Linked DNA regions of Homo sapiens: region 2 is linked to region 1. A link is an interaction called in ENCODE POLR2A ChIA-PET data of the cell type or tissue named here. Cell type or tissue: HCT116. All regions are shown on one strand. Region 1 has its middle 9.3 kb from the start of ACTR5. Region 2 overlaps ARHGAP40 (Rho GTPase activating protein 40).

What was found. Peaks named below come from ENCODE experiments on the same cell type or tissue, not always from the same donor. Only the 100,000 strongest peaks of a DNase experiment are listed, where the experiment ranks them.
Region 2: POLR2A ChIA-PET joins it to region 1 with 7 read pairs; 6 of 35 experiments call an interaction of 5 or more read pairs at or near these places.

What each region holds. Positions count from the first base shown.
Region 1 is chr20:38,737,888-38,740,387 of GRCh38, reverse strand. No RefSeq gene overlaps it. Among named protein-coding and RNA genes, the nearest start is that of ACTR5, 9.3 kb to the left of the region's middle. In HCT116, no CTCF peak of the experiment used is centred here; no DNase peak of the experiment used is centred here.
Region 2 is chr20:38,629,769-38,632,268 of GRCh38, reverse strand. The region is part of intron 5 of ARHGAP40 (Rho GTPase activating protein 40); the gene reads right to left. Among named protein-coding and RNA genes, the nearest start is that of ARHGAP40, 29 kb to the right of the region's middle. In HCT116, no CTCF peak of the experiment used is centred here; a DNase peak (open chromatin) is centred at 1,328.

The DNA.
Region 1 (2,500 bases):
TGCTTTGGGAGAGACTTCTTCAGGAAAGGGAAACTGATACCATATTTTGTGTGAATGAAACAATTGAGGGGTGTTTAGACAATTGGAGGAGAGTTTGGGGTTCAGTTATTAAAAAGTATTTGAGGCTGGGAGCAGTGGCTCACACCTGGAGGCCAAGGATCACTTGAGCCCAGGAGTTTGACGCCAGCCAGGGCAACATGGCAAGACCCTGTCTCTACAAGAAATCAAAACAGTTGGCCAGGTGCAGTGGTTCACGCCTGTAATCCCAGCACTTTGGGAGGCCAAGGCAGGAGGATTGCTTGAGCCCAGGAGCTTGAGACTAGGCTGGGCAACATAGCAAGACCTCATCTATGGAAAAAAAAATCATCTAAGCATGGTGGTGTGTGCCTGTGGTCCCACCTACTCAAGAGGCTGAGCTGGGAGGGTCACTTGAGCCTGGGACGTCAAGACTGTAGTGAGCTGTGATCTCACCACTGCACTCCAGCCTGGGCAACAGCTTGTCTCAAAAAAAAAAAAAAAAAAAATCAAAAAATTAGCTGGGCATGGTGGTGCATGCATGCCTATGGTCCCAGCTACACAGGAAGCTGGGGTGGGAGGATCGCTTGAGCCCAGGAGGTTGAGGCTATAGTGAGCTATGATCACACCACACCACTCCAACCCTGGGAGACAAAGTGAGATTCTGTCTCCAAAAAAAAAAAAAAAAGGAATTTGAAACAAACAAAAAGGCAACTTCTTATACAATAAAAAGTTGTACAGGAAAGGAATTGTAATCATAGTTTATCACATGCCCCAGCTCTAATTAGTACACATATCATACAATGTAAATCTTGAGTACTAAGCTAACTAAAATGATCATGTAACTATACTGGGAAACTGAAGGGGCGGGGATGTAGACTGGAGAAGAATTAGGAAATGGACTAAAACCTCACCTTCCTGAGTGGGAGTCAATAATTAAGGTCCAAAATGAAAAATAAAGAAATTGCAATAAAAGCATTTTTTGTGGGGGCAGGGGGTGGGGGAGGACAGAGTCTTGTTCTGTCGCCAAGGTTGGAGTACAGTGGTGAGATCTCAGCTCACGGCAACCTCCACCTCCCAGGTTGAAGCAATTCTTATGCTTCAGCCTCTTGAGTAGCTGGGACTACAGGTGCCTGTCGCCATGCCAAGCTAATTTTTTGTACTGTTAGTAGAAACAGGGTTTCGCCATGTTGGCCAGGCTGGTCCTGAACTCCTGACCTCAAGTGATCTGCTTGCCTTGGCCTCCCAAAGTGCTGAGATCACAGGTGTGAGCCACCACACCTGGCCCAATATAAGCATGTTATTTGGAGATGTGGAGATAAATATTAAAAGGATCAAGTGCCAGGTGCGGTGGCTCACATCTGTAATCCCAGCGCTTTGGGAGGCCAAGGCGGGTGGATCACCTGAGGCCAGGAGTTTGAGAGCAGCCTGACCAACATGGAGAATCCCATCTCTACTAAAAATACAAAATTAGCCGGGCGTGGTGGCACATGCCTGTAATCCCAGCTACTCAGGAGGCCGAGGCAGGAGAATCGCTTGAACCCAGGAGGTGGAGGTTGTGATGAGTCGAGATCTCGCCATTGGACTCCAGCCTGGGCAACAAGAGTGAAACTCAGTCTCAAAAAAAAATAAAACGGGATCAAGTGTAAGAATTGAAAGTAGTTGCCTCTGGGGAAGGAGAAATTGGAGGAAGGGGCTACAGAGTGCTATTTTAGTTAACTTGTAGAATTCATTGATTCTTTAAATTATGTGTATATGTAATACAAAAAATAAAACTTAAAATATTGAAGTATGGCCAGGTGCAGTGGCTGTAATCCCAGCACTTTGGGAATCCAAGATTGGAGGATCACCTGAGGTCAGGAGTTCAAGATCAGCCTGGCCAACATGGTGAAACCCCGTCTCTTTTAAAGTACAAAAATTAGCTGGGTGTTTTGGCACATGCCTGTAATCCCAGCTACTTGGGAGGCTGAGGCAGGAGAATAGCTTGAATCTGGGAGGTGGAGGCTGCAGTGAGCTGAGATTGTAACACTGCACTCCAGCCTGGGTGACAGGGCAAGACTACATCTCAAAAATAAAAAAAATAAATAAAAATAAAAAATAAAAAATTGAAGTATGGGCAAAGGCATATTAAACAAAAGCAAACAAAAGGAAAAAAAGGCAAGTTAATTTGAATATCAGAGAAAGTATGTTAAACTCTCCTTGGTTGGGCATGGTGGCTCATGCCTGTAATCCCATACTTTGGGAGGTTGAGGTGCAAGGATAGCCTGAGGCCAGGAGTTTAAGACCAGCCTGGGCAACATAGTGAGACCCCATTTCCACAAAAATAAAAATAAAAAAAGTAGCCAGACATGGCAGTGCACACCTGCAGTCCTAGCCACTCAGGAGACTGAGGCAGGAGGATCACTTGAGTCCAGGAATTTGAGGCTGCAATGAGCTATGATCACACTACTGCATTCCACCGGGGGCAACAGAGTGAGACACTATC
Region 2 (2,500 bases), 110 kb after region 1:
ATTTAGGCCGGGTGCAGTGGCTCATACCTGTAATCCTAACACTTTGGGAGGCTGAGGCGGGCAGATCACCTGAGGTCAGGAGTTCGAGACCAGCCTGGCCAACATGGAGAAACCCTGTCTCTACTAAAAATACAAAAATTAGCTGGGTGTGGTAGCACATGCCTGTAGTCCCAGCTACTTGGGAGGCAGAGGCACAACAATCACTTGAACGTCGGGGGTGGAGGTTGTAGTGAGCCGAGGTTTTGCCACTGCACTCCAGCCTGGGCAACAGAGTGAGACTGTTTCAAAAAAGAAAAAATTAAATAAATAAATAAATAAATATAAATGTTATTTGATGTACTATGATTAATGGAAAATATTATCACTAAGAGAAACTAGGTGCAGAGTACGTGGGAGTTCTGTTTTTGCAACTTGCTGTGGACCTAAGAAAATTCCATTTGAATGAGTGAAAGTACTCTCACATTGGAATAGAGGCTACTGCAGGGGGTGGGGTTGGTTTCCTAAGCAGTAGAGAGTGGTGGTCAGTTGGGAAGGCTCCAGGGTCAGGCTGCCAGGTGTTCCTGTCCTGGCCTTTGTGGGAGCCAATTCTGTCACTTCTCCTCTCTGAGCACCATGATATGGTTTGGCTATGTCCCCCGCCAAATCTCATCTTGAATTTCCATGTGTTGTGGGAGGGGCCCTGTGGGAGGTAATTGAATCACGGGGGCAGGTCTTTCCCAGGCTGTTCTTGTGATAGTGAATAAGTCTCACGAGATCTGATGGTTTTAAAAAGGGGAGATTCCCTGCACAAGCTCTCTTCTCTTGTCTGCTGCCACATGAGACGTGCCTTTCACCTTCCACCATGATTGTGAGGCCTCCCCAGCCATGTGGAACTGTAAGTCCATTAAACCTCTTTCATGCCTTTATCAGCAGTGTAAAAACAGACTAACATATGCCACTTCTCTTTTTTTTTTTTTTTTTTTTTAGGTCTTGCTCTGTGGCCCAGGCTGGAGAGCAGTGGTGCAATCATAGCTCACTGCAGCTTCAACCTCCAGGTACAAGTGATCCTCCTGCCTCAGCCTCCCAAGTGGCTAAGACTACAGGCCTGCACCATCACACCTGGCTATTTCAAAAATTTTTTGTAGAGATGGGGTATTGTTATGTTGCCCAGGCTGGTTTCAAACTCCTAGACTCAAGCAATCCTCTCGCCTTGGCCTCCCAAATTGCTGGGATTACAGGCGTGAGCCACTGTGCCCGATCCTACTTCTCTTTCTTTCTATCATATAGTCAGGGAGCAATGAGGGCACTGGAAGCCTTGGGAACAATGCCCTGGGCCAGGGCAGCCCTCAGTAAAATGTTACCTAAGATTGCATCGACTGCATCATCACGTGGTCAAAGAAGAAACACTTCCTTTAGTAATAGAGGGACTGTGAAAGACTATATTTACTCCATGAGAGAAGTCAGAATAGTGGTTATTCTGCAGGGAAAGGAATTACCTGGGAAGGGCATGCGGGCACTGAGGGGGTGGTGGGGTAGGAAGTTTCTTTCTTTCTTTCTTTTTCCATATTACAAGCCATCAAGCAAGGGAGGAAGTTTCTGTACTCATTTGTTGGTATTTACACGGGCATACACACCAAGCTGTACCTGGTAAATATCTGTGCACTTAACAGCGAGTTATAGTTCAATCTTTAAAAACCTAACTATCAATGATTACATCCTATTTGGAAGGAACTATGCTGGGATAACTGAATATTTTGGGAAAAAAGAACGGCCAGGTGCAGTGGCTCACACCTGTAATCCCAGCACTTTGGGAGGCTGAGGCTGGAGGATTGCTTGAGCCCAGGAGTTTGAGACCAGCCTGGGCAATGTAGGAAGAACCTAACTCTAAAAAAAATTTTAAAAATTAGCTGGGCATGGTGGCATGCAACTGTAGTCCTAGCTACTTGAGAGACTGAGGTGTAAGGATAGCTTGAGCCTGGGAGGTTGAGGCTGCAGTGAGCTGGGATGGTACCACTGCACTCCCGCCTGGGTGACAGAGTGAGACCTTGTCTCAAAGAAAAAAAAAAGAAGGAAAGAAGGAAAGAAAGGAAGAAGAAAAGGAAGGAAGGAAAGAAGGAAGGAAGGAAGGGAGGGAGGGAGGGAAGGAGGGAGGAGAAAGAAAGGAAAGAAAGAGAAAGAAAAGAAAAACAAAGAAAGAAAGAAAGAAAAAGAAAGAAAGAAAGAAAGAAAAAAGAAGGAGGAGGAGGAGGGAAGGGAGGGAGGGAGAGAGGGAGGAAAGAACAGAACTAAAATATTGGGTCTCTCTCTGTCACTCCAGGCACTAAAATTAATTTTAAAAGTAACTAGAAAAACATGTTGATGGACAGTTATGAGCTTGCTGGAGGAGGGAGGGCTTTCTAAGGATAAAAACAAAGAGCATGGAGACAATACTGACAGGACTGTTAGACTGTAAGCATCCTGCTCCCCAGTCTTGATACCCAGCGGTCACTCAGTAAATATTTGTGGTACGAATTAAATGAAT